Regions from separate parts of the Mus musculus genome. Here region 2 is linked to region 1. A link is a loop called in an ENCODE intact Hi-C map of the cell type or tissue named here. Cell type or tissue: left cerebral cortex. All regions are shown on one strand. Links, peaks and the distances in the headings refer to the core of each region. The heading gives the core; the rest is flanking DNA. Region 1 overlaps Myo1e (myosin IE). Region 2 holds the start of Fam81a (family with sequence similarity 81, member A).

Evidence for each region. Hi-C counts contacts between places; a loop is a spot of excess contacts. Peaks named below come from ENCODE experiments on the same cell type or tissue, not always from the same donor. Only the 100,000 strongest peaks of a DNase experiment are listed, where the experiment ranks them.
Region 2: a loop joins it to region 1, with 5 times the contacts of the local background. A loop is called at or near these places in 1 of 42 quality-filtered maps.

The regions. Positions count from the first base shown.
Region 1 is chr9:70,363,427-70,368,800 of GRCm38, forward strand. Myo1e (myosin IE) reads left to right here. Exons shown (of 28, transcript NM_181072.3): 20 at 4,190-4,304; 21 at 5,243-5,374. Among named protein-coding and RNA genes, the nearest start is that of Mir5626, 40 kb to the right of the region's middle. In left cerebral cortex, for the core only: no CTCF peak of the experiment used is centred there; DNase peaks (open chromatin) are centred at 1,050, 1,542, 2,671 and 3,655; H3K27ac peaks cover 3,640 bases.
Region 2 is chr9:70,137,977-70,143,350 of GRCm38, forward strand. It overlaps Fam81a (family with sequence similarity 81, member A), which reads right to left and starts at 3,581. Exons shown (of 9, transcript NM_029784.2): 1 at 3,337-3,581. In left cerebral cortex, for the core only: no CTCF peak of the experiment used is centred there; DNase peaks (open chromatin) are centred at 758, 1,515, 1,932, 2,517 and 4 more places; H3K4me3 peaks cover 3,090 bases; H3K27ac peaks cover 2,746 bases.

The DNA of each region.
Region 1 (5,374 bases), core at 309-5,308:
GTCCCCTTAGCACTGGGGCTGTAGAGTAAGGACATTGCTTTTTAAGTTGGAAACATTACTGGAACTGAAGTTTGACATCACCTTATTTTCTTTCCTGTTGCTGAGATAAAATACTCCCAACGAAAGCAGCTTCAGGAAGAAAGGCTTCATTGAGTTCACAGTCCAGCATTGCTAGAAAGACAAGGGAGCAGGAACTGAAAGCTGCTGCTAGTCACACCATATCCACAGTCAGTAGCAGAGGGCAATGACTTAGTGCATGCATGCCTGTGGTCAGCTTACTTTTTCTACTCTAATACAGTCCAGGATCTCCTGCCAGGGAGTGGTGACGCCCATAGCAGGCACGTCTTCCCACTTCAATTAGGATAATCAAGATACACCTACCCCAGATATGCTTATAGGGACAACCTTGTCTAAATCCCACATTGAAGACTCCCTTCCCAGATGATTCTACGCCATGTCCTGCTGACAAAACTAACCCTTGTAGGTGTCATCATTTGTTGAGGTTCCTATAACCATCACTAAAGTCCATTTCAAGGATTAGTGGTGTAAGAGCCAAGGGATGTAGCTCAGTTGATGGAGTACTGGTTTAGCCAACACAGCCCTGAGTTACATCTACAGCACCACATAAGATGAGCGTGTGGCACAAACCTATAATTGAGTGGTAGAGGCAGGAAGATCCGATCTTCAAGGTCAGCCTCACTTATATAGTGAACTTGAGGCCAGCTTGGGCTCCATGAGATCCTGTTGATTTTTTTGTTGTTATTGTGGGGTTTTTTTTTAAGATTTATTTTATTTATATGAGTACACTGTAGCTGTCTTCAGACACACCAGTAGAGAGCCTCGGATCTCATTACAGATGGTTGTGAGCCACCATGTGTTGGCTGGGAATTGAACTCAGAACCTTTGGAAGAGCAGTCAGTGCTCTTAACCGCTGAGCCATCTCTCCAGCCCAGTGTTATGTTTTTTTAAAAAAGAGAAATGATGGTGAAGTTGGAAATTTTACACATCGGCCCAAGAGGAAATAGCATTGGTATAAATAGTGTTGCAAGAAATAAGCAAATTCTGGCTGGGCAATAGAGGCACAGGCTTTTAGTTCCAGCACTCAAGAGGCAGAGGCAGTAGAGCTCTGAGTTTGAGGCCAGCCTGGTCTACAGGAGAGTTCCAGGAAAGCCAGGGAGAGAGAAAGAGAGAGGGGGGGAGGAAGGGAGGGAGAGAAGAGAAGAGAAGAGGGGAGGGGGAGGGGAGGGGAGGGGAGAAGAGAAGAGAAGAGAAGAGAAGAGAAGAGAAGAGAAGAGAAGAGAAGAGAAGAGAAGGCAAATCTCACAGCAATCTTCTCTTCCTGATTCCTGTTCCATCTGCAGAAAGAGCCTGAGACAGAAGTATTGGAGGTAGTAGCTGAATGGCAGGGCAAGCCATGGATATTATTAAAGAACTGCGCAGCACCCGCCAGTAGACCCGTCTATAAGGTGGTGGTAGCACTGCTTCACACTGAGTTATTCCTAGTCTCATAGCAATTTCGTTTCCAAATATAAAATGAAAATGTTGTGTCATACGCCATTAGGCAGCCCACAGAACAGCTCCTGTTCTATCTAAAACGGGCTGGAGTGATTAGTCAGGACAACACCGAGCTCCAACATCTCATAAGGATCACTTTCTGACTTAGAAAATCTTCATGTATAATTAAAACGGCCTCAATAGTTTTCTCTGATTTTTTTATTCTGATTTGATTGAGCTTTGGCATTTATATCTGAAACCCACGTTTATTTTGGTCCTTCTTCTGCTTGCCTTCCTCCCAACACCTGCTGACCATCTCTTGATTCTCTTTTCTCCTTCTCTGAACTTGTGCATGCGTGCACACCATCACCTTTCCTTCTCCCACCCCCTTCCTCTTCTGTCCACATCTTGCCTTGACTTGAAAGCACTGTCTCCAGAGTTTGTTTCGTAAAACCTGCCTTATGTAGCTGGAGAGATGCTCAGTGGTTACAAGAGCTTCTTGCTCTCCCAGGGACCAAGTTCAGTTCCCAGCACCCACATCAGGAGCTCACAACCTCCAAGTGCAGAGGATCTGATGTCCTCTTCCGCCCTCCAGGGTACCCACCCACACTGACACATACACATAGATAAAAATAAATCTTCAAAAGAGCAAGACTACTTCGTGATTTTTTTCCCCACCTCTTACAAGTTCGCCCAATACCCACCAAATAATCTCTTTTCTTCAAAAACTGGCTTAAGATATCAGACACCAAAGAGTTTGTGTTTTGTTCTATGCGACTATGTGTTTGGTTTTTCTCTTGCTCTTTATTCTCATTCCTCCCTGATGTCTTTTAAAGGGAGGAAAGCAAAAACCAGAGAAACACCTACAACCCATCTAAACTTTGAAATAATCTCTTGGCTGTTGGGAGCTGTTGGTGTCATCTCCTTTCTTTCTGGTCACAGATTTATTACATACATCCTGCCAGATTAGCTCTGGAAAAATGGGAAGCCAGCCCCAGTCAGAAACTGGACAAACCAAGATGGGGAATATCAACAAGCATTCTCCCACAGGCAGCCTTGAAGCTCAGATTTTAAGCATCTTACAGTTGCTAAGCTGTGATCCCCATTTTAGGACTAGAAATCTGTCCCTCACTCCCGCTGGGACTACACTGCAGGCTGTAGGGCTCAGTGTTCCTCTCTACTGGCATTTGCTTTTCGGGATGTTTCCAGAAAAGCAAATGCATCCAGAGCTGTGACTGGGAGACACTGAATGGCAAGAATGTGGCTCTTATATAACACAGACACAGAAGAACCCAGACAACAGTCTCAGCTTCCTTCAAACCAAGTTCCCTTGCTTACTTCTGGAAATTTTTAAAAAGATTTATTTGTGTTCATTTTTATTCACATGTGTATGCATGGCAGTGTGGACATAGGTGCACCTGAGTGCAGGTCCTTAGAAAATCCAGAAGTCCCTGGAGCCATAAGCAGTTGTGAGCTTCCTCACGTGGGTTCTGGGCACCAAAGTCAGACCCTCTGCAAGACAATAAGCACTCAACTACCTGTCCTTCTCTCTGGCCCCTTTCTGTAACATTGTCGTGGTGATTAGACATTATCTGTAGAGCTTGTATTGGTCTGTTTTACTTTTTCCCCCCTCAATGGCTACGTAAGCCACTACTTGGATGTGGATGAGGAGTTTCCTCAGTTTTACAAGCTGATGAAGTGCAGATCTAGAAATAGCTTTGTTCTGGTGAAAAGGGGCTGGTCACTGCCTAGAAAGGTCCTCTATTCAGCCCTGCCCCGTCTAGGTCCATCCTTCTCATCCTGAAATACACAGGTATGTGCTGAGGAGTTGGACAGTCTGAAAGTGTTTCTGACTATCATGGACACTCGGCACTCCATAGCTCTGTTAGTCTTCATGATTCCAAAGCACAGCTCACTGTGAGACCCATCAGCATGAGCTGTCTGCATGACCTGGCTCTCCAGAGTCTGATGTGGGCATTTGTTGTGCCAGCTCTCCGGAGAGCCCAAGACTAACTGCTCCAGTCTGGCTGCAGCCGCCGTGGTTTCTGCCCTGCACCCTGGTCGCTCCTTAGAGACTGCTTGAGGCAGGAAGTCTGGACTTCCATGCTACACAAAAGTAGGGCAGCCCTCTTCCCACAGCAGCTCAAACTCAGCTCTGGCAGAAACTGGAAGGTTCTATTCTGAGGCTGTTCGCAGCAAGCTACATCCGCTCATTTGCTCTGGCTACCTGCTTCCTCCTTAGACCAAGGAAGAGGAACAAGCCAACAAGACTGAGCAAGGGAAGCAGGAGACCATGTTAGTGTGTTTAGACTCAGCCATTTTCCTTCCTGTTAAGGGAAGAAGCATAACTAAAATGTGGGTACTGCTCATAAAAAATATCCCATAGAAATCATTTTAGTATTTGTTCATATTAGAAGCTGCTTCTTATGTGTTTCTTTAGTGCACTGAGCCTCCTTGGAAGAACAAAAGTTGATGTTCAGGTGGCTGGGGAAATGGCTCAGCAGTGAAGAGCACTTGCTGTTCCTGCAGAGGACCTGGGTTCCCACGTGGTAGCTCACAACTATCCTTAACTCTACTTTTGGAGGCTCCAGTGCCCTGTTCTGGCCTCCAAAGGCTCTGGATGTACCTGATACATCCACCAGACGTCCACCAGATCACAAGGATTGGCTCATATGCGTTCTCTCTGCTGTCACAGCTGTTTCTTCTAGAAGAGATGAGAGAGAGAAAGTACGATGGTTACGCACGTGTGATACAGAAAACATGGAGGAAGTTCGTGGCCCGCAAGAAATATGTTCAAATGAGAGAAGAAGGTATTTTCATCACTTTATTTCACCCATTTAACATTTTAAAATTTTTTATTATGTGTGTATATTTGTGTGTGTGTGTGTGTGTGTGTGTGTGTGTGTGTACCTCAGCTCACAGTAGAAATCAGAGGATAACTTTAAGAGTCAGATCTTCTGTTCCACCCTGTGGGTCATCAGGCTCAGTAGCAAACATCTCTACCTGGAGACCCTCCTCCCTGACTCCCAGTGGACAAAGCTTGAGAATCAATGTGAGACTCAATGTGAGGACCCGGAGTGCTGGTACACACCTTCATCTCAGCACTCAGGAAGCAGAGGCAGACAGATCTCTGAGTCTGAAGCCAGCCTGGTCAACATAGTGAGACCCTCTCCATATTAGTCAGGGTTTCTATTCCTGCACGAAACATCATGACCAAGAAGCAAGTTGGGGAGGAAAGGGTTTATTTAGCTTACACCTCTACATTGCTGTTCATCACCAAAGGAAGTCAGGACTGGAACTCAAGCAGGTCAGGAAGCAGGAGCTGATGCAGAGGCCATGGAGGGATGTTACTTACTGGATTGCTTCCCCTGGCTTGCTCATCTTGCTTTCTTATAGAACCCAGGAGTACTAGCCCAGGGATGGCACCACCCATGGTAGGCCCTCCTTCCCTTGATCACTAATTAAGAAAATGCCTTACAGCTGAATCTCATAGAGGAATTTTCTCAAGGGAGGCTCCTTTCTCTGATAACTCCAGCTTGTGTCAAGTTGACACACAAAACCAGCCAGTACACTCTCAAAAAATAAGGTAGCTTGAGCTTAAATAAGATTACAAAATGTCTCTTACACTGCCTACAGCATGTGTGTAATTCGCATCATGTAGAATCTTAGTGTACTTCACTCTGAGCATCCTCCTCTTCTTCCTGCCCTGCTGATCCATCTTCTTTCTCTGCTCTCCTGGACATCGTAGCCTCAGACCTGCTGTTGAACAAGAAGGAGAGGAGGAGAAACAGCATCAACCGAAACTTCATCGGGGACTACATCGGGATGGAGGAGCGCCCGGAACTGCAGCAGTTTGTAGGCAAGAGGGAGAAGATTGACT
Region 2 (5,374 bases), core at 211-5,210, 230 kb before region 1:
GAGGGCACAGCTGGATTTACAGAGGTGGAGGCCCAGCATCTTATCCATCAAAGGCCATTTTCTAAAAGGGAACCTGGCGTTTAAGGGATAGAAAGCCATGGCACAGAGCAAAGTGGATGCGAGTTAGTGACGAGTACAATTCTTCTACATGAAAGCCAGCCTTCATGAAATTAGAGCCAGCATCAATTTAGAACAAAACCAGTCCAAAGGTCTTTGTGACTTTCTCCTGGATAACTTGGCAGGCGAGGAGAAGAAAACACGATGAGAGTGATTTTGAGACTAGAGCCTGGAATATAAGAAGTCCAAGTCTGCACACAGTGGCTCACACCTTTGAGCTAAGCATTCTAGAGGCAGAAGCCATCAGATCTCTGGATATGAGGATACCCTGGTCTACATAGTAAGGCTCTGACTCCCCACCTCCCCGTCCCCCACACCCACCCCCCGAAAATCAACATGTCAAAACCTGTCAAGACAAAACATTGTGTTTTTCAGAGGTCACATGTGCTGATGGGAGATGTGGAGATGTAGAGCCCTGAAGATGGGCTGAGGCATTACAATGACGCGGGTGAAAGAGCTGGAGTCTTCCGTGATGGTTAAAGCCAGGCACAGTAGGTGGAAAGATTCAGTGATGTGGGAAGGTTCTTAAAGGTCAATTTTAGAGGTTGAAAGAAAATGCAGGCAGAGCCATAAGGGTCAAGGCAGAGCCATGGGGAGGGGTCAAAGGCGGAGCCACAGAGGTCAAAGCGGAGGCACTGCCAGTCCATTGAGTGGGAGAGCGGCAGCCTAAACCCAAAATCCCTAGCAAAGCTGGCAGAGCAGAGAATGAAGCCAGCTGCTCCTGAGTTCGTTGTTTATGACTTTTTCTGAGCCTCAAGTGAAGTAGTTTCCCTGCCTGAGTGAGCAACAGTCACCAGACAGGCTATTTTCTCCCCCTCCTCCCTCCTCTGTTTTTTTTCTAGACAAACAAACAAATAAACAAAAAAGAAATTAAAAAAAAAAAGTTGTGTGTGTGTCCCAGCACACACTGCCACTTAGAAGAGTCATTCTGTTCTTATACTGTGCTCAGATTCTGAACCTCTGGCTTGGGTTGTCCATCTTGGTGACAGGTGCCTTTCTCTGCTGAGCCATTTTGCTAACCTAAGCCTTGTTTTTTTGTTTGTTTGTTTGCTTGTTTTATAGAAAGGGTTTTGTTTGTTTGCTTGTTTTTGGATTTTTAAGGTCCTACAACACCCTAATGATTCCATCTTGATATTTGAGAGACTAAATAAACCCTGTCTTTTTCAAAATGTGCAGAGCAATTCTGAAGGGCCACCAGGTCTGGCAAGTACCAAACCAGGAACACAGGAATGAGGGTCTTGAGAAGACAGTATCACATTCTAAGAGTTAATACGTTGGAGGTGGCACTAAAGAATATGGGCAAGGTCATCCTGGTTCTCAGAAGAGGTGTTGTGAAGGAGGCTGTGCTCACACCCTGGCAGAGGGGAGAAGGGGGGTGGGGAGAGACAGGCTCGGAGACAGGAAATGAAAATACAGGAGTGGGCTGCAGGATACATGAGAGGAGACACGGTGGGTTAGCAGCCAGCACGGGTAGGAGAATGAGTCCTTTGCCAACGAAGGATCTAAGGTCCAGGACTTGTGGGTCTTTAAAGGGGTTGTAGGCTCACAGGCAGAATTCTTGAGCAATGAGGACTTTTGTATCTGTATGCTAATGCGATTTCTAATATGTAAACCATTAAAGATTTCTAAGCCCTCAGGTAGCTGAGCTGGCAAAAGCTTACTAACTGGAAACTTGGCTTCCCAGCTCACAGTTTTACAGAGAGAGTCAGATTTCCATGGATATCAAGAGTGTCCTTGGAACACAACGTCAGAGGCATCTCAACAGTCCAGTGATGGGAGTCATGGGGACCTGTTGTGGCCCCTTGGAGGAAAGGGAAGTTTATGGATGAAAAATGGCCTCTGTGTCATTTTTAGTTCCAGCCAGTGCTAAAATTAGAAAAAATACCACAGCCTGTAAGTCACCTCTACACACACACACACACACACACACACACACACACACACAAGCCAAGGTAGATACAATGTGCATTTCTTAATAAAGAACGTATTTACTCTCAGAAAGCTAATTCGTTAATTTTTTAATTACATTTATTCGTTTAGCTCCTGTGCCTTGTGTGGGTGTGGAGGTCAGAGAACAAGTTGTGGGGGTTGGATGATTCTCTCCTTTCACAATGTGGGTTCCAGAGATCAAACCCAGGTCCTCAAGTTTAATGGCAAAGACCTTTACCCCACCCCCACCCCCCACCGAGCCATCTTGCTAGCCCCCTAACCCCAAATCTCCAAAGAACAATGCAAATGTCTGGCCCTAGTTCTAAGTGATTCCCTCTGTAGATCCAAACCAGTTCAACATTATTTCTGTGAAATAACCTCTTAACAGCATACACAGACTTTAAGCTGAGTGCACGCATGCGCATGTCACACACACACACACACACACACACACACACACACACACACACACACAGCTTCTGCACATTGAAGAAATGACTCACTTAATTTGCCACTGCCTGCCACTACTGGGTTTTGATTTTACCTGTTCAGACACAAAGTTTCCTATCAGATCAACTACAGGAAAGAAGTATTTGGCAGCTTGGACCCTGATTGGGTTCAGGACTTAAGTGCACCGAAGGGATTTTAATCTATGCATTTTAAGGAGCCTTTCCGGACCCCAGACTGTTCCCTCCATAAAATGGTAACATTTCTTGCTACTTTGGGAGCCAGCTCATTGGAAACCCCTTGCGGAATAAATATGGTTAAGTCTTGCATCCCCAGAGGGTCCCTTCCTCAGCTCACAGTACCAGCAAAACAGCCTTGTGCTGCAACTGGAAAGAACCAGAGCCCTTCCTTTCAAAGGATGAAAACCAGAGAATCCGCGGGAGCAATGTGGCTAACCCACCCAAGGTCACTCAGCTCCAACTGTGAATGATAGACTTGCCCCTAGTCCTGGCAAACTCTGCACACCCTTGGCTCTCCTCAAACAGTCCCTCGGGGGCCTCTTCTGTCTGCTAGCTTGCAGCCCCCGCGAAGATGCAATGCCACTTGCGCTCTGCGCCTAACTTCAGCCCTGCGCGTCAGCATTCAGTTAACCCTCTCGCGTCCAGAGTGTCACGCGGGGCACACGAGGCTTCATCCCTCACCCCCTCTCCCCAGCACTATCCCATGCCTATCCATGGAGTGGTTGCTCCAAGGTCACATCGACGGTCCCTGCGGAAGCACCCGCCGCTTGAGTCTAGAGGATGCCCGGACATGTGGGGAGGGGAGACACCTCTGAAGACTCACCCGCGCGCGGATCTGGCGCGCCGAGGCTGCCCATGTCGTCGCCGGCGCTCTGGGTGCGGTGGCCGCGAGCGCGGGGCTTTGCGGGGCGAACCCGGCTGCGGGCCCGCGCTCCAATCAGCGCGCGCGCGGCCCGGCCCGGGGTTCGCGGCTCCCCCACCCTGGAAGGGCGCGAGCCGCCGCGCGCCTCCCAGAGCCTCTTCCGGGCGCGTTGCCTGGACGCGGTTGCCGTGGCAGCCCGAGCTGGAGGCTTTCCCCGCGCGCCCGCGCCCAGCCCGCCGGCGCCCCTCCTCCCACCGCGTTCCCACACTCAAAATAGCCTTTCCGCGGCGCCGCGGGTCCCCACCCAGTTCGCTGCAGGGAGTCAGCGGGCGGGGACTTGCTTACAAGAACCTCAGTCCCGTCGTAGGGCGCGTCGACTTGGAGGCAGAGGTAGGTGTAGGGAAGGATGCTTCAATGAGAGCCCAGCCTTCCAGGTCTCTATGTCATCAATCATTTTCCCGGGAATCCTAGCATCCCTTATGTACCAAGCCTGGTTCCCACAAAAATAGTTAACTGCTTTTCCCACCTCAAACTGGGGAGAAGTTAGGGGTGAGACCACAGTCCAGGAAACAGCTCCTTCCAGCGCCACACCTGCACAGGTGATGGAACCCTCCAGGCGACAAGTGTGTATGAGGGAATCACCAAGCCTCGCGCACAAGAGACAGGACCCCTGGGAAAATGCCCGTTTCTCCTCCCAGCCCTCTTCCTACCTTCTGCCTCGCTCCCAGGGAGTTCCAGCTTTGCTCTCCTTCCCATCAGTGCTGGATCCTCAGCAGGAATCACTCACAATTTTGCTTCCTCTCCGTAAGGTGGGGTTTAAGAAGAGTGGAGGATCCCACCTTTGCTCACCTCACTGCGTCTGGTTCATAGCTCTTACGTAGAGGCATGGGCTTACCCAGTGTAGGTGCTCCTGTCTGGCGGCTCTCCTCTGCCCCCAATTCAAAGGAAGCTAGGAAGAACGCAGGCTGTGCAGCCACTTGGGAAAGCTCTGGTCTTGGAATTCTCGATCCTGTAGTTATTTATGTGTCGTCTTGGGTGTTCTGTAATTAACTCGCCTGTAAAGTAATAACTCCCCAAAACACACACACACACACACACACACACACACACACACACACACACACACACACAGAGAGAGAGAGAGAGAGAGAGAGAGAGAGAGAGAGAGAGAGAGAGAAAGAGAGAGAGAGACTGCTAAGGTGAAATGGAGAAGATGAAGATGGAGAAGGCAGGGACTCTGCTCCCCTCCCGGCCATTGCAGCCTAACACATATTGATCAGATAGTTAGACGGGTATAAAAAAGACTGCTGACCAGAGGGCATGGCCTTAAGTCCTGTCTCACGGAGATCTCACCTAATAGTGTTCTTTAGTGTGTGATGGTTTATTTCTCTTTCTGTATCACTTGGTGCACAGCGTGTAAATACGGATGGGATCCAATCCCATGGCGAAAGGTTCTCTGAGAATTTCCACCATTTAAGATAAATTTGAGGGGGCGAGGAGATGGCTCAGTAGATAAGTGCTTGCCTTGCAAGTGTGAGGACCTGAATTTCATCCTCTCTGAATTTCATATATATATGTGTGTGTGTGTGCGTGTGCGTGTGCGTGTGCGTGTGTGTGTGTGTGTGTGTAGAGGGGGGAAGAGGGAGAGAGAGAGAGAGAGAGAGAGAGAGAGAGAGAGAACTCGTGTCGTGCACATATTCTCACACAGGCTCCCCACATGCACAAAATAAATAAACATGCCAGCCATGGGGATTTGGTGTTCACTTGTAATTCCAGAGCTGAGGAAGCAGAGACAGGCAGACAGATCAGGGCTCATAGGTCGTGCAGCCTTGCCTTCTTGATGAGTTCTAAGTCTGTCTTTAAAAGGTGGATCATGCCTAATGAATGATATTTGAGGCTGTCCTCTGACCTACACACACACACACACACACACACACACACACACACACACACACGCACGCACAAATGAAACATATTACTTGCCACAGTGTCTGGAAAC